2 separate regions of the Homo sapiens genome follow, and region 1 is linked to region 2. Evidence: chromatin loops called from intact Hi-C (ENCODE). Cell type or tissue: CD14-positive monocyte. All regions are shown on one strand. Links, peaks and the distances in the headings refer to the core of each region. The heading gives the core; the rest is flanking DNA.

Region 1 (9,088 bases), core at 668-8,667, 54 kb after region 2:
ACTTTTGCTAGCTACACAAGAATTTCCATTATGAAAAATGTGAAACACATACCTCACTTCCGTTCATTCTCACATACACATTGTACACCCTAATGTAACAGGTAGTTTCGGGATCATAATCGACTTCCTGCTCGTCTCCATTTACAAAAACTGAAGGGTGAAATATGTCAATCATGATTTGCTTCTCCTCCTTTCTGATATCCAGTTTAGGTGGTCCAATTTTTCCTGGGGAAGGAGGAGGAGGAAGTATAATAAATACTGGCCTTGGAACTAAATGGTACATTTCATAAAATTACCAGAATCTATCAATCAACCTATTGTTTTTGTTCTGGTTGTTCTAAAGCAGGACCACATTTAAACCACTCCACAAATATCTAGAAGATAGTCTCGGGGTCCTTAATAAACAAATGTTTCATAAATCTCAGGCAAGAAGTACTCTTATTTAATCTGAATGCCTATTTAGCAGTTTAATTTCATTTCTAGTTGTAAATAAAAATAGTTATAAACTTTGGTTAAAAAAAGACTTCACATAATATAGACTCTATTAAGTAATTTTTCCTTTATCTTTGCTTCTGTGGATTAAGAAGCCTGGATTCTAAAAAACGTTTCAGAAATGGCATTAGTTTTCTTCCCTCATCAAAACTCTTTTTACTGTGAAAAATCAGAACTTATTCCATAAATATTTATTAGGTCTTTGATGTTTGAGACTTTGTTGTGAACCATTTATCTAGTCTTCACATATTACTGTGTACCACTGTGTGCCAGGCAGGTCTGTTTTTAACCCATCAGTGTATCCTCAGGGCCCAGTATACTTTCCGGCACGTAGTAGGCCCTTGATAAATCTATATGGAAAAAAATCTAACATGCAGATGGTGTGGTAATCATATGACAAAATTGTGGACTCTGGGGAAGAAAAGTATTTAAAGGGTAAGGAGAGGAAGAGCCTGTAGAAGAGACCGAGGTGGCACAATCTAAAAGGCAGGAGCAGAGAAAGGAAGTGAGGCTAGAGGGAAAGGGACCCAAGGGCTAGAAGACTAGGGAGGAGTCAAGTGACTAAAGGTGTCTTTTACCCAGGAGTCAGGGTCTGAGAGCTAAGGCAGGATGTCATAGTTGGAATACAGGAACTGGAATTAAAGATTCAAGAGTTTGAGGTGACAGCAAACATCAGGTACACTATGGGAGTGGGATGCTGGAAGACTGAAGACCTGAAAATCACAGTGGCTGAAGAGAATAAGGAACTCTGCAATTTTTTAATGTATTAAGGTGGTATTCAGGTTCCCCAGGCATTCAGAATAAGAGTTAGCTGCCAAAGTCCTTAGTGAATATAACTTACAAATGAATGACAAAAGATGGGAAGGGCAAGGGTGGTGCAGGGGACCGCTGGGCAGCACAGACCCATAATTGTATGAAGTGGAAATGTCATGGCATAGAAGCAGCTAAGTGATGGCCACCTGTTAGCCCTATTTTGTGGGGCTTGAAAGAAGGGGAGGATACAGGTTGAGTATCCCATATCCAAAACGCTTGAGATCAGTAGTATTTTCGGTTTCTGAGTTTTTTTTTCTGGATTCTGGAATATTTACATTATATTTACCAGTTGAACATTCTAAATCTGAACATCCAAAATGCTCCAATGAGTATTTCCTTTGAGTGCCATGCTGGCGCTCAAAAAGTTTCAGATTTTGGAGCATTCTGGGTTTCTAGACTTGGGATGCTCAACCTGTACTGACTCTAAATTCCTCCAAGTGTTTCTTAAGCATTGTGATAATTTTCAGCAACTGCTAATAAAAGCAAACATACAGAAGACATGTATAAATATTTTCCAATTTAAAATTTACATGTGTACACATTCTACTCACCATCTCGGCATACAGCAAATTCTTCTGACTTTGCATAGGCAGATTCTTTTTGTCCAACCCTGGCTTTAACTCTGACCCAAAGAGAATTTGATGGATCACCAACATGATCAGAAATATTACAATAATGATGAGAAATATTGATGCAGGCATCAATCCATTCTGAATTCTTAACACTAAAAAGAATAAAAAAATGCGAAGATAACTTTTATTGTTATTAAATAAACTCAAACCATTTCTGTCTGTGCTTTGCTTTTTATTCACAGCACAAAGCGGTAGAAAGAGCAGAGCTAAGAATAGGATGGAGACGCCAGAGAAAGTAGGAAACCCTTACTCTTTAGTTAGAAGAACTACAAACTCTGTTACAGTAAAGAGGCTCAATTCAAAATGTAAGACCTATGCAAGCCACATTCCACATTCAATTTTTTAAAAATCTGTTTTTTTAAACAACTCTAAATTCCATTTATATATGTTAATTATAGAAGTAAGCACATTAAAAAAACTAACAGTTGTCAAAAAAGTTTTTTGAAATTTATATTGTTCTACTAAAAATACACTACAGGAAGATGACATAGTAACTATTAGCTTTATTTGTCATGCTAATCTCAGAAGTTTAGTGATACTTCTCTATTTCAATACTGATAAGGAAGAGGAAATAAGAGGCAAGAAATATTTGGCAAAGAATTTGCATCTTTAGTACTTTTGGACCTCTATAAGCAGTTTAGAATGTTTTGCCACGTGGGAAGGCTGATGAAAGAACACAGTTGTGGAATTTCCAAGGACCTAAACAAAAATGGAATAAAAAGGATAAATAAAAGAGTGACACTCACCCATAGTTCTTTACCTCTACGGTAAAAACAGGGACCTGTGGCATGATCTGGTACTCCCAATATACGATAGGGTTCATGTTATAGGATTCAATTGTAACATTAGTTGGTGTAGGCACTGTAAGAAAATAAAAAAGTAAAAGGGACAATTGTAAGAAACTAACATTAATATTGGAAAGCCTTATTGTAAGATGCCACATTGCCCAGATATGTATATTTGAAGAAAAGTAGAATTCACCAGGATACCAAAATTATTTAAATGAAGAGTAGACATCTAGAAATTAATTTTATTGAAAAATCTATAGAAGAGTTCTGATTCGTTTTAAATTATGGAAACATCATTGCAATATAAAGGAAACACAAATACAGCATGAAGCAATAAATTCCCTTAATATGATAGAAGTTTTATAATCAAATGCACTGATTATTGAATTAATAATCCTCATTTCATCACTAGAATTTTCAATATTTGATACTACAGATTGTATTCAATGTTGATAGGGTTTGGCTGTGTCCCCACCCAAATCTCAACTTGAACTGTATCTCCCAGAATTCCCATGTGTTGTGGCTTGGACCCAGGGAGAGGTAATTGAATCATGGGGGCCAGTCTTTCCTGTGCTATTTTCGTGATAGTGAATAAGTCTCATGAGATATGATGGGTTTATTGGGGCTTCTGCTTTTTGCTTCGTCCTCATTTTCTCTTGCTGCCACCATGTAAGAAGTGCCTTTCTCCCCCGCCATGATTCTGAGGCCTCTCCAACCATGTGGAACTGTAAGTTCAATTAAACATCTTTTTCTTCCCAGTCTTGGGCATGTCTTTATCAGCAGCATGAAAAAGGACTAATACAGTAAATTGGTACCAGCAGAGTGGGGCATTGCTGAAAAGATACAAGAAAATGTGGAAGCAACTTTGGAACAGGGTAACAGGCAGAGACTGGAACAGTTTGGAGGGCTCAGAAGAAATAGGAAAATGTTTGGAACTTTACTTAAGAGACTTGTTGAATGGCTTTGCCCAAAATGCTGATAGCAATATGGACAATAAAATCCAGGCTGAGGTGGTCTCAGTGGAGGTGAGGAACTTGCTGGGAACTGGAGCAAAGGTGACTCTTGCTATGTTTTAGCAAAGAGACTGGCGGCATTTTGCCCCTGCCCCAGAGATTTGTGGAACTCTGAACTTGAGAGAGATGATTTAGGGTATCTGGTGGAAGAAATTACTAAGTGGCATAGCATTCAAGAAGTGACTTGCGTGCTGTTAAAGGCATTCAGTTTTATAAGGGAAGCAGAGCATAAAAGTTTGGAAAATTTGCAGCCTGACTATGAGACAGAAAAGAAAAACCCATTTTCTGGGGAGAAATTCAAGCTGGCTGCAGAAATGTGCATAAGTAGCAAGAAGCCTAATGTTAATCCCCAAGGCCATCGAGAAAATGTCTCCAGGCCATGTCAGAGACATTCACGCCAGCGCTTCCCATCACAGGCCCGGAGGCCTAGGAGGAAAAAGTGGTTTTGTGGCCAGGCCCAGGGTCCCCGTGCTGTGTGCAGCCTAGGGACTTGGTGCCTTGCGTCCCAGCTGCTCCAGCTGTGACTGAAAGAGGCCAACATATAGCTCAGGCTGTGGCTTCGGAGGGTGGAAGTCACAAGCCTTGGCAGCTTCCACATGGTGTTGAGCCTATGGGTGTGCAGAAGTCAAGAATTGAGATTTGGGAACCTCTGCTTAGATTTCAGAAGATGTATGGAAATGCCTGGATGCCCAGGCAAAAGTTTGCTGCAGGGGCAGGGCCCTCATGGAGAACCTCTGCTAGGCCAGTGTGGAAGGAAAATGTGAGGTCGGAGCCCTCACACAAGTCCCTACTGGGGCACTGCCTGGTAGAGCTGTGAGAAGAGGGCCACCATCCTCCAGACTCCAGAATGGTAGATCTGCTGACAACTTCTGGAAAAGCTGCAGACATTTGATGGCAGCCTGTGAAAGCAGCTGAGAGGGAGCCTGTACCCTGCAAAGCCACAGGGGCAGAGCTGCTCAAGACCATGGGAAGCCACCTCTTACATCCGCATGACCTGGATGTGAGACCTGGAGTCAAAGGAGATCATTTCGGAGCTTTAAGATTTGACTGCCCCACTGGATTATGGACTTGCATGGGCTCTATAACTCCTTTGTTTTGGCCAATTTCTCCCATTTGGAATGGCTGTATTTACCCAATACCTGTACCCACACTGTATCTAGGAAGTAACTAGCTTGCTTTTGATTTTACAGGCTCACAGGCAGAAAGGACTTGCCTTGTCTCAGATGGGACTTTGGAATGTGGACTTTTGGGTTAATGCTGAAATGAGTTAAGACTTTGGGAGACTGTTTGGAAGGCATGATTGGTTTTGAAATGTAAGGACATGAGATTTGGAGGGGCCAGGGGTAGCATAATATGGTTTGGTTGTGTGTCCCCACCGAAATCTCAACTTGAATTGTATCTCTTGGAATTCCCACGTGTTATGAGAGGGACCTGGGGGAAGTAATTGAATCACGGGGGCTGGTCTTTCCCATGCTAGTCTCGTGATAGTGAGTAAGTCTCACGAGATCTGATGGGTTTATCAGGGGTTTCTGCTTTTGCTTCTTCCTCATTTTTCTCTTGCCGCCACCATGTAAGAAGTGCCTTTCGCCCTTGCTGTGATTCTGAGGCCTCCCCAGCCATGTGGAACTGTAAGTCCAATCAAACATCTTTTTCTTCCCAGCCTTGGGTATGTCTTTATCAGCAGCACGAAAACAGACTAATACAAATGTCTACAGAGGAACTGGCTACAATGAGGATGGCCAATTTCACTCTAAAATACCATCAACCTCTCAACTCTACACATACTACTATTTATGCCTTCCACACTTTTTCTATAGTACAGGAATAGATACCTAAAGATTGAACAATGGAGCCACACATTCCAGTTTCATCAACACTCTGCTCTCTGGGGTGTGCAGGGCTTTTTACAAAACATACCCAACATTTCTTCTTGCCTTCACTCTTTCAGAAAACATCTGTTGATAAGACTTGAGTCACGTAAGAGAACAGACAGAAGTCATTTTAACATCTAATCAGACACTACCAAAATCTAGTTATTAAAAGTAGTCATGGGCCAGGTGCGGTGGCCCACACCTGTAATCCCAGCATTTTGGGAGGCTGAGGTGGGAGGATCTGTTGAGCTCAGGAGTTGGAGACCCTGTCTCCGCAAATAATTAAAAAATTAGCCAGGTGAAGAGGCCTGTGCCTGTAGTTTCAGCTACTCGGGAGGCTGAGGAAGATTGCTTGAGCCCAGGAGGTCAAGGCTGCAGTGAGCTGTGACTGTGCCACTGCATTCAGTTCTCTTAGAAAAAAAAAAAAAGGAGTCATTTTTCCCCACTGTTTGGTGTAAAAGGTTGTTATCCAACACCCCTTGGAAAACTGAACACACACACTTCTCCTTTCTCCCTTCACTTCTTTACAGATAAACATGAATGTACACAGTTAGCGATGTGACCCCAAATTTATGGTTATTCAATCTCACCTCCCTGGAACACTCTATTAAACATGATTTACTTATATAACTAAAACAAATAAATGAATGTCCATGTGGATAGGAACAGTGGCTTCCAAACATAACTTATAATCATCCTCAAAAATTGTGAGAGGGACAGAAGTTTCTATTTTTCCAAAGTGCCTTGGATGATAATGATGATGATTTATATTTATATCAAGCAGACTGCTTAAATAAGAAAAATACTCCCTAGGTCAAACATTAATAAATTTGGGTTCTTTCTTGGCCACACTGCTAAATACTTCAGATTTCCTGATCTGTCATGAGGTGTTACTTTCATATCCCTAAGATATTTGCTTACTGCTGAAGGGAAAATCTATATTTTCCCCAAACAAAAATTCCAATATTCAAGACCAAACTGGTATATTGCCTTAATTTACAATTATTTAACACATATATTTTCAAAGCAGAACATGGATTAAGAGTTTTTTAGGTAAATAATAGGCACTAATGGACAATTAAATGCTATCACCATTATTATTTTCCTTTTCTGATTATTTTTTCCTTTATTGCAGTGGTTCTCTGTGGGAAGTGATTTTGTTGCCAGGAGACATTAGGCAATCAATGTCTGTAGACATTTTTGGCTCTCACAACCTGGAGAAGAAGTGTGTGGGGGAGGTACTGCTGGCATCTAGAGGGCAGAGACCAAGGGTGCTGCTAAATATCCTACAATGCATCAGACAGCCTCCACAACAAAAAATAATATAGCCCCAAATGCCAGCAGTGCCAAGGTTGAGAAACCCTGCTTTATGTTTACAATTTAAGTGTTCTTTAAAAAAAAAGTTGAGGAAAAACTAACTTAAAAACAGAATGCTTTACAGTAAACCTGTATATTTCATGGCTCCCCTCAAACAAATGAATAGATTTGGTTATTGCCAAAAGATCTAACTTCTATATTATTTACCAAAATGGTGTAATAATTTGGGCCAAAAGGTTGAGATTATCAAGCTGGGGAGGGTCTGAAGATTCAAATACTTCATACTACTAACTTGACCTTTTTGTGGCCAGTGACCAGACACCTAGGTTTTCTCCTTCTGCTTCCAGAGGCGCAGCTGAAGGCTCTTGGTACCTGCCATCTCTGGTTCTCTAAGCAACTTCCTTGTAGGTGATCCCTAAGGCACTGTTCTTGCCAGAGTAGCCTTGGCTCTTTGTTTTTTGTAGAGTTCCCATGGCCATTCATAGCAGGGGATACTGAGGCTTCCTTAAGAGGGTCTTTTTTCTATCACACGTTTGCATCTCAACCTCCTGAAACAACTCAAATACTTCACAATCCATATTTTAGGTAGAAATAAAAGTCATTCCTCTTCACCTGGGTTCAATCAACATTAATATCAAATAACAATCACACATATAAATATACTTTTTCAACCGGAAAACAGAGGTACTTGATGCTAAGAAAACTCATACTAAATCTGAGCCTTCCTTCGGAGACCATTTCTTCATTTTGGCATTTTTTTGCCTCTCGAGAGGCTGAGAATTTTCAAACCAGGTGGTCCTGGTTTCTTTTTAACAGTTCTTCCCATGATTGAGCAAAGTCTCACCTGTTACTATAAGACGCAAGAAGAAACCAGGTGGCACTTTCAGCACTCTGGTTAGAAACCTCCTGAGCTAGATCACACAGCTCCTCAGACATTCTCTACTTTTGGTGTCACTGAAGGCTACAGTGTCACTCAGCTTTCTGCCACTACATAGCAAGGACCCCCCTTCCTCTAGGTTTCCAAGACTGGAAATCCTTTGCTTCCTTTTAAGCTCCACTCCCCTCCTTTTGAGACAGAGTCTTGCTCTGTTGCCCAGGTTGGAGTGCAATGGCATGATCTCTGCTCACTGCAACCTCTGCCTCCTGGGTTCAAACGATTCTCCTGCCTCAGCCTCCCGAGTAGCTGAGATTACAGGTTTGCACCACCAGACATGGCTAATTTTTGTATTTTTAGTAGAGATGGGGTTTCACCATGTTGGTCAGGCTGGTCTCAAACTCCCAACCTCATGAATCGCCCACCTGGGCCTCCCAAAGTGCTGAGATTACAGGTGTGAGCCACCGGGCCCAGCCTAAGGCTCTCTTTTTAATTATACCCAGTAGGAATGGCTTTATAATGGTATACGCTCAACCTGAAATTCCTGTGAGAAAAAGGCATATAGAAGTCAATCTGCATACTAGAATATCAAACAAAGTGCATTTGTACTTAGGAAGGGGCTACTGAATCACACAATGGAAAACTACAAACAGGAGTAGGCTTGTGCAGCATTAGATTAGTTTTTAACGTGAATCAAAGTATGTTTCCTATAATTTAAGTAAAAGCCTGATATGGTTAGACTAGGACAAGGACTTAAATCATAGCTTTCAAAGCAAGACAGACAGGTGGTAGGAGGAAAATATTTCAATGGTTTATAGCAAAAAGAAATTACTACTAGGTTAAAAGAAAAACTTATAAATTTACACCAAAAGATGTAATCTGTGGTTTTTAATGCTACCAGAGGAGAAACTGTGTGGTTATTAGACATCTGCCTTTGTTTTGCCAAATATTATTTTTTGCCAAATATTATTTGCCAAAATAATATGACAGACATAAGCAGTTTTCTTAAGCTTCAGAATTTTGTAATGTGAGGTTTAAATTGTTATATATTCAGATTAAATTAATTAAGGCTTACAATTAACTTCTAATACATTTACACTATGTAAATAAAAATATATGTAGAAACAGCAAAAGAGTATTATTATCTCTGGGGCTTAAGAAAAGATCTTACCAGAGTGATTTCATGAAATAAGATAATCTTACAGATTTTCCCATCTCTTGAAAATGCCAAGATAGTTTTGTGTAACTCATGTTGCTTTTGGAAATGGACTCAGAATTATTTAGTGTA
Region 2 (9,088 bases), core at 428-8,427:
GAAGAGGTGTATGGATGGATCCCTAAGTACTAAGATACAGAATGTGAATATTTCTGTGGCCATATGAATGCAAAGCAAAAGGCTCATACTGAAAAGTGGTCTTAAAAAATCTGGGTGGTTAGAGAATTGCAAGGAACCCATAATAGTCAAAACAATCTTGAAAAAGATGAATAAAGAGGAGGGCTCACCCTTCCCAATTTCAAAGCTTACTACAAAGCAACAATAATCAAAATAGTGTGGTATGGGCACAATGATGAATGTATAGCTCAATAGAATAGAATTGAGAGTCTGGAAATAAACTACACGTCTATGGTCTATTGATTTTCAACAAGTGTGCCAAGAACTCTCAATGGGATAATTTTCAACAAATGGTGCTGGGACAGCTGGATAGTCATATGTCAAAGAATAATATTGGACCCTTACCTCACACCACATACAAAAATTAACTCAAAATGAATCAGACTTAACTGTGAGAGATAAAACTATAAAACTCTTAGGAGAAAACATAGGGTAAATCTTCATGATTTTGGATTTGGCAAAGGATTCTTAGATATGACACCAAAAGCACAAGCAACAAAAGAAGAAATAAATTGGATTTCATCCAAGTTTAAAACTTGGTGTCAAGTGATACCATCAAGAAAGTAAAAAGACAACTCACAGAATGGGAGGAGCTAGCTGAGGATCATATATCTGATAAGGCATTGGTATGCAGAATATATAAAGAACCCTTACAACTCAAAAATAAAAAGATTTGATTAAATTTTTTAAATGGGCAAAGGATCTCAATGGACAATTCTCCAAGGAAGGTACAAAATAGCCAATAAGCATAAAACAGAAGCTCAACATCATTAATTAGCAGGTAAATGCAAATAAAAACCACATGAGTTACCATTTTATACCTATTAGGATGGCTATAGTCAAAAAAGATTGGTAAAAATGTGGAAAAATCAAAACTCTCATATATTGCTGATGGGAATGTAAAATAGTGCAGATGCTTTGAAAGTAGTCTGGCATTTCCTCAAATGATTAAATATAGAGTTACTATGAGACCCAGCAATTCCACTCCTATGTATATATTGAAGAGAAATATAAAGGTATGCCCAGCTATGTGTGGTGGCGTATGCCTGATAGTCCTTGGTACTTGGGAGGCTGAGGTGGAAGGATTGCTGGAGCCCAGGGGTTCAAGACTGAAGTGAGCTATGTTTGTGCCACTGCGCTCCAGCCCAGGTGACAGAGCAGGATCCTGTCTCTCAAAAAAACAAACAAGAAAAAAAAACAAAAAAACTCACACTCAAAAATTTTTACATGACTGTTTATAGTAGCATTATTCATAATAGCCAAAAAGTGGAAACTACCCAAATGTCTATCAACTGAAGAAAGGATAAATAATATGTGGTATATCCATATAATGTATTATTTGGTCACAAAAAAGAATGAAGTACTGATACATACTACAATCTGAATGAACTTTGAAAACACGTTAAGTGAAAGAAGCCAGTCAAAAAAATCATGTATTATATTAGTCTATCTAGAACAGGGAACTCTATAGAGACAGAAAGATTAGTAGTTGCCGGGGCTGAGGGCTAAGGGAATGGTGAGACTGGAAGGTGATAGCCAAAGGGTATGGAGTTGCTTTTTGAGGTGATAAAAATGTTCTAAAATTGACTGTGAGTGATGGTTGTACATATTTGTGAATATAGTAAAAACCATTAAACTGTATGCTATATGCTTAAAGTATAGGCTGTGTGAATTATATCTCAATAAGGCTGTTTAAAAAAATCTAAGTGGATGCAGTGACCATCTATTTCCCCAGTGTCCTGTAGTTGCTCTATGGGCTCTTGAACAAAATAGTTGCATGATGGAGGCTATATATAGACTTAACAATATGGATCTCCTCTTACCAAAGTTGGTCTGACCTGCAGAGTGTCCAACTTTCCAGTAAGGAAGATCAATGTTGAACCCCTAGTATAGTGCCATATTCCAGGGGCTCTCATCTTCCATCTCGTTGCAGGTAGGTTTATTTTTGTTCCCTTCCAAAAGGGAGGGGGCAAGAGACATTGGTTATAGATTTTCTTTACTGCTGGATATAGATTCTGGTTACAGATTTTGTTTATAGATTTTTATTTACTGCTTCAATGCTTTTATTAGCAGACCCCTAACCACTCCTGGGACCACACATACACCCATAGATGTAGTCAATGCCTTGTTCATGAGCATAGTACTCCACAATACATTGCTTATGACAAAGAACTTAAGTTAATGTGAAAGGAGTGAAGCAAGGTCTCAAGACCCATAGGACAAATATATATCATATATTTGTCGCTCAGAAATCCATGACTTTATAGGAAGGTGAAATGGATAATTGAAAACTCAGTTTGAGAGACGTCTTGTGAATTGGCATATGAATTGGTAAATGCTCCAATTGGTAAATGCTTCACTAAGCCTAGGGCCAATATATGGTGCTATTTCTTCCACAGACAGAATTCACTGGTCTAGGATACAAGAAGTAGAAGTGGGAGGGGCAACTCTGACTGTTACCCATAGTGAACAACTTATGACATGTTTTTGTTTCCCATATGCTTGGCCTTGAATTCTTCTGGTTTATAACAAAAATGGTTTCCAAAAATTGGAAGTCGAGGCTCTCTCCTGACCATTTGGAGCGCCTCATGCCATTTAACTAACAAAAAGAAAATGAGGTTCTTATATTGTCTAGGGTGATTCATTCTGATTTTCAAGGCATAATATAGTTATAAATACAATGGGGTCAGGTGGAAGAATTCTTGGTATCCTCTGGTGTGCCTCTTAGAGCTTCTCTATTCAGTGATAAAAATTAATGTAAGGTTAGGTCAAGCGGAGACAGGAAACACCAAAAGGACTCAAACTCCTCGTGGATAAAGAGCTGAAGTGCTGGCTGGAAAGAAAGTGAATGTTGAGTTTATAATGAAGGAAGAAGTCATAAATATTAACTACAGCTTCATGACTAGTTGACTTGTTGCAATTATGAGGACTGTGGTAAATATCTTTTTTTTTTCTTGTTCTATTTATGCACATCTTTATATCTATACATTAAACCCCTTCTCTCTCTCTCTCTACTATTTTATCCAATGTCTGTTGGTAATGGTTAATTTTAACACCTATGTCTTAGATTATATTATTCTATGGTTGTGACTAAACTAAAAAAGGAATAAATATCCTTCAGGATGGATACTGAGAAAGCACTTTTGGTCTGCCTTTTTGGGGAGGTGACTAAAAGTCTTAATTTCCTCAACAGAAAATTCCTGTAATCAGTATTTTCATGAACTTAACCCTCGTGTTTGGGGAAGGACTAGGCACTATGACAAATTCTGCTGTCTAAAAATACTTTTTTAGGGGCTGGGCATGGTGGCTCACACCCATAATCCCAGCACTTTGGGAGGCCAAAGGGGGCAGATCACCTGAGGTCAGGAGTTTGAAACCAGCCTGGCCAATATGATGAAACCCCGTCTCTACTAAAAATACAAAAATTAGCCAAGGGTGGTGGCACACACTTGTAATCCTAGCTACTCGGGAGGCAGAGGCCGGAGAATCGCTTGAACCCGGGATGCAGAGGTTGCAGTGAGCCAAGATCGTGCCACTGCACTCCAGCCTGGGTGACAAAGCGAGACCCTGTCACACACAAACACACACACACACACACACACACAAGGTGACAAATTGATGGAGTGGAGGCTCTGCAGTCAGATATAGCAAATTTGAACCCTGACTTGGATAATACAGATTGCGAGATTGGAGCAATGACTAAAGCCTCTACATCTTGATGTTCTGGACTAGAAAATTAGGATAATAAAAGCTATCTCCTAGAGTTGTTCTGACAATTAGACCAAAAGAGATAATGATGTAGAGACCTCAGCAAAGCACAAGGCCTAGTCACTAGCCGTGCTCCGGGAGGGCTGTCCAAAAGCAGGAAGAACAAGGGCAAAGAAACTCCATGGAACTCACTTTCCCACCAGGGAGTGAACCGCGGCGTCATGCTCCATTCTGAGTAGCTCCCAGCCGAGGCCGCCCTCACCCTCCCGTAATAAGGTTCCTGTATGTCTGAGGTTTCACTGGTAAGGTCACAAGAGAGTTCTTGAGTACCCCAACAGTCTTCTTTATTTTTCCATTGTCTCTGTCCATATCTGTAGCAGGGAAAAGGCAAAGATCTGAGTTTCTTTTCTCCACTCAAGGAGTCTTCAGTATTTTCAGACTAATAATTTTTTATACCTGATTCTAGTAGCAATACCACCATGATAGCTTATGGCTCCTCTTCAGAATCTTTAAAAAAATTCCTTCTTATTAACTGTTTCAGTCCATTTTCTGTTGCTATAACTGAATACCCGAGACTGGGTAATTTATAAAGAAAAGGAATTTATTTCTTACAGTTTTGGAGGCTAGGAAGTCTAATGTCTAAGAGCCATAAGAGCCACATCTGGTGAGGGCCTTCTTGCTGGTGGGGACTCTCTGCAGAGACTTAAGGTGACAGAGGACTTCACAGGGATTCAAGAGAGATGGCATATACATATATATACATATATATATAAAATATAAAATATATATAAAACAGACCAACTTTTTTGATAACTAGCCCACTTCCTCAATAACACATTAATTCGTTAATCCATCAATGGATGAATCCATTCATGGGGGCAGAATCCTCATGACCCAATCATCTCCCCAAAGTCCCACCTCTCAACATTGCTGCACTGGGGATCAGGTTTCCAACACATGAACTTTTGGGGGACACATAGAAACCACAGCATTACCTAAAGTGCTGTCTTGCTGGAAGATAAACATCCCTGACGCTTTCTGTATCACTAACATAAGGGTTTTAACCTTTTTTTTAATACTTGGCAAAATGTTCTTTCTGGTGTGTGGACTGACTTCCATTTTTGAATACTCACTCTCCACATCCTTAATGCTCTGTGGTTTTGGCTGTTTGTGGTTTTTCTCCACTTCTCATCAGCTTGCTGTTGAGTAATGTGGCTGCTTCTGAGAAGTTGCTACCACTTTTCATCTCAGGTGTTGCCTACCCAACATACATGATTAATCTCTTTATTGAAAATTGACGGGAACTTTTATTGAGGACTATATATGGAGCCCTGTAATTAGGGGTTGGGAGAGGGGGAGGGAATCCCATGAAAAAAGGTAGTGAGGCAAGAGGCAGAGTGGTTGACTCAGCCTGAGGCCACAGGATGGTGTAATAGTCAAAGGGAAGATTCACGCTTTGTTTCCTTACCTGCCATAAATCAGACCAATGTAACAAAGTGATGGTGGGGAAAAGAGAAGGAATTGGAGTCTGGGGAGAAAGGTTTCCCAAAATATTTATTGAAAGACTTGAAATCTAGCTTTCTAGACACATAATAAGGAAGATAGACGGTATCTATACTCGGTAATCTACATGGTGACAGCAGTTTCATTCCATCACAATTAAAGCAGAACCACAACATATATTGAGTATAATTTGATGTTTTAAAATTATTATTTATTTATAATAAGTCTTGAACTTAGCTGTAATGACAGACTTCTCTTTTAAAATAATATCTCATTGTTTATCCTATTCTAAACGCAAGGGATATAACAGTATTATAGCCCATGAACTGGATACACCAAAGTGAAAGTTTTCAAAATTATAAATTTGTCTTGTGCTGTTGAAAATCCCTTAGAGACAGGAATGGATTCAGGTATTCTGGGGTCTGAAATTTATACAATCTTGGTCCATTTAATGTTTCTATAACAGAACACCTGAGGCTAGGTAATTGATAAGGAAAAGAGGTGTACTTAGCCAATGTTCTGCAGCCTGGGAAGTTACAAGAAATGTGCTGCCAGCATCCACTTGGCTTCTGGTGAGAGCTTTTCATGCTGCATGAGAACATGCTAGAGAAGGTCAATGGGGAAAACAGATCGTGTGAAGAGGCCAAACTCAAGGGGCATCCTGGCTTTACAACAACCACTCTCATAGAAACATTTCCATGACAAATTCAGTCTTGCAAGAGTGAGAACTCACTCAACTGCAGCAATAATGGTACCAAGCCATTCATGAGTGCTCCATCCCCATGACCCAAACACCTCCTACGAGGCCCTACTTCCAACACCACCACACTAAGGATCAAATTTCAACATGAATTTTGGTGGAGACAAACTCAAACCATAGCAGCTTGGGAGTCCTCTTTAGGAAAAGATTTATAAATATAAAATCCTTGCATTGGGGTCCTGAAGTTTAATCTTCATTAGATTCATGGTAAAACAGTTTCTAATCTTCTTAGTACTTTGGACCACAAATAGGTCCACTTTTGACCTATTTATACTACTCCAGGGGAAGCATAAAAAGAGTACCAATCTTTACTTTCTGCATGCTGAAAGTATCTCCAGCAATGCACAAATCTACTTTTGTAATGGAGAAACCTTCATTGTAAAGATTTGTACATTTTACAATCGCTACATAAAATATGTAGAGAGAAGTCGTAGCGGTTAAAGATGGAGATGCTTCTGGGGATATTCCTTCCGAAATTAATTAGCAGGAAAATCTGACCTAGGACCTACCCCATGCTGGAGAGACATGGATGAATTTATGGGATAAAAATTGCTACTTTGGCCATAGCTGCATTTGATTTCCTGAATTTCTATTGAAAAACCATGAAAGCTAAACTGTAATATCTCCTGTCTCACTGTCAGGAGACAGGATTGAGCCTCAACCCCCCTCACCCCCCCAGAAATATATGAGTGGAAAAACCTGACATTTTCAAGTCAAGAGTGTTTGTTTCCAAGCCTTGAGCCAGGAAAGGAGTAGATTATATCTGAGTTTTGGCAATGATCCAGCAGGAGTAGCCTGAGGATCACACGAGAGGAACATGCAGCAGCGTGTTCCAGTTTGTGTTCATGCTTACGAGAGTCATTAGTTTTTGAAAGGAATTTTCTAAATAGTAAATCCACTCTGAAAGTGACTTTTAAATTAAAACCTTATTTTACACACTCACCACCATGTTTGCCACAACTTCTTTTTCAACTACCGATAGTTTCACTCACTGAGTACTCGCTATGTGCTAATAAGTTGCTTCCAACATTCGCCTGACAAATCTATATTGAGAACCCACCATGTGCCAGGCTCCTCCATGGAGGCAAAGGCTGAGCCTGTGAGGTCTTGGTGCAGGTCTAGGGCTGAAGTATCTGCCCAGTGCACTGCATACCATCATGCATTTTGAGTCCCCAGGCAGCCTTCAGGGGAGACAAGTCACTGTTATCCTGACCTTGGCTTCTTCTCAACCCCTCTGAAACTGAAAAAAAGCTCGGATCCTAACACTCCATTGCATTCTAGAACATGTTATCCCAGTGCCATCTCTATCAGCTGAAGGAGGCTCAATTTACTTACATTTTGTACTGCACAAAATAGACACTGCTGTTGCCAGTAAGTGCCCTCCCAGGCTGCCATTGCAAAATGTTGTGAAAATTTCGGGACTGAAATTGTACCCTCTGAGGCTTCAGAGACTCATGCGTTGACTGAGTTCCTAAGATAATAAGAGAAGGAAGAACATTGAACGTTGCTTGGAGCACTGCTGTTCCCAGCAGTAGTTTTCAGTGGAATACCTGCATCAGGATTCCCTAAAGTAGTTGCTCTAAGTGCAGATAGTAGAGGTGGAGCCCAGAAATCAACATTTTGAATCTTCAATGCAATGATTTTGATGCACGCTAAAGTCTCAGAATAATGAGTTCCAGATCATAAACATGTACGTGATACCTTCCCACCCTATTTCCCAGGCTGTGGGGGAAGTAAATTGCATTAAAAAAAATATTGCTCTTATTTTGTTCCCAAATAGTGATGGAATATAATGACTGAGATGAAAGACCCACACTAAGACCACCAACCATCTTCTTAGGAATCACTATATTGGTACTACTCAAGCAAAATTTGCTAGTGACCACTTCTGGGCTCCAGGACCTCAGCCCAGCACTCAGTCCCTCCTTTCGCAGGTTCTTGCTCAATCTCTGGGTCCTGCTTCCAGGTAGGTCTGCCTTTGCTGTCCCACTCCTGAATGGCTGTATTTACCTGCCTGCATCCTGGCTCCAAGTATCCAAGCATAATCCCTCAGATGAAATGGTCATGCTAATGAGGAAAACTGCCCAAGACCCTGCTGGGGGGTAGTGTTTCTGAGACTAATCATGGCATGGCATGGGATAATTTTGCACTGGCATGACTTGTGCTTTCTTCCTCAAATCAGGCAACATAGGTGGTACAACCTTGCTTGCCTTTAGTTGCATGGAGGCAAGAGAATTTTGGCAAAATTTTACTTAGGGTTCAAGGTTTTTTATAAGGGATAAGAAGTTGGGCAGAAGGAGGAGTCAAGAAGCATATCTTTTTTTTTTGGATGGAGTTTCACTCTTGTCGCCCTGGCTGGAGTGCAGTGGCGTGATCTCAGCTCACTGCAACCTCTGCCTCCCGGATTCAAGCGATTCTCCTGCCTCAGCCTCCTGAGTAGCTGGGATTACAGGTGCCCGCCACCATGCCTGGCTAATTTTTTTGTATTTTTAGTAGAGATGGGGTTTTGCCATGTTGGGCAGGCTGGTCTCGAACTCCTGACCTCAAGTGATCCGCCCACCTCGGCCTCCCAAAGTGCTGGGATTACAGGCGTGAGCCACTGCACCCGGCCAGGAAGCATATCTTCTGTTTTCTCCCTGACCTCATCTTCTGTCACCCCGACCCCTGTGTTTGCAGTGTTGACTCCTTCACTTGCTCCACCATGACTCCAGTGACTCTGCCTTAGGGCCTCTGCACTGGCCCTTCCCTTTTCCTGGTCTGCTCTTCCCCTGGATTTCACATGGCTCATTTCTCCACCTCCTTCAAGTCTTTGCTCAAATGTATCACGTTATTGAGATGGTTAAAAAAACACTTCCAAGCCCATGGTCTCAGCTCTGAACTTTCAAGACTTGTTATTTTCAAATGAACAAGACTGTTTCCTCAGGCCTTTCTTCTTACCAACCAAATAGTGTGAATACTGTTATTTGTTTTTTAATTTGTTTTCACTTTTATTGTTTGGACCACCATCAGTGCATCAAATGGTGTTGTGTTCTTGGAAAG

What was found. Hi-C counts contacts between places; a loop is a spot of excess contacts. Peaks named below come from ENCODE experiments on the same cell type or tissue, not always from the same donor. Only the 100,000 strongest peaks of a DNase experiment are listed, where the experiment ranks them.
Region 1: a loop joins it to region 2, with 2.0 times the contacts of the local background. A loop is called at or near these places in 10 of 110 quality-filtered maps.

Annotation. Positions count from the first base shown.
Region 1 is chr6:137,204,280-137,213,367 of GRCh38, forward strand. It overlaps IFNGR1 (interferon gamma receptor 1), which reads right to left. Exons shown (of 7, transcript NM_000416.3): 2 at 2,684-2,798; 3 at 1,857-2,029; 4 at 53-225. Among named protein-coding and RNA genes, the nearest start is that of IFNGR1, 11 kb to the right of the region's middle. RefSeq lists an enhancer at 3,072-3,241. In CD14-positive monocyte, for the core only: no CTCF peak of the experiment used is centred there; a DNase peak (open chromatin) is centred at 5,192; H3K4me3 peaks cover 1,581 bases; H3K27ac peaks cover 5,799 bases.
Region 2 is chr6:137,150,963-137,160,050 of GRCh38, forward strand. It overlaps IL22RA2 (interleukin 22 receptor subunit alpha 2), which reads right to left. Exons shown (of 7, transcript NM_052962.3): 3 at 7,385-7,520; 4 at 5,797-5,892; 5 at 3,979-4,157. Among named protein-coding and RNA genes, the nearest start is that of IL22RA2, 18 kb to the right of the region's middle. In CD14-positive monocyte, for the core only: no CTCF peak of the experiment used is centred there; a DNase peak (open chromatin) is centred at 5,189; H3K4me3 peaks cover 792 bases; H3K27ac peaks cover 730 bases.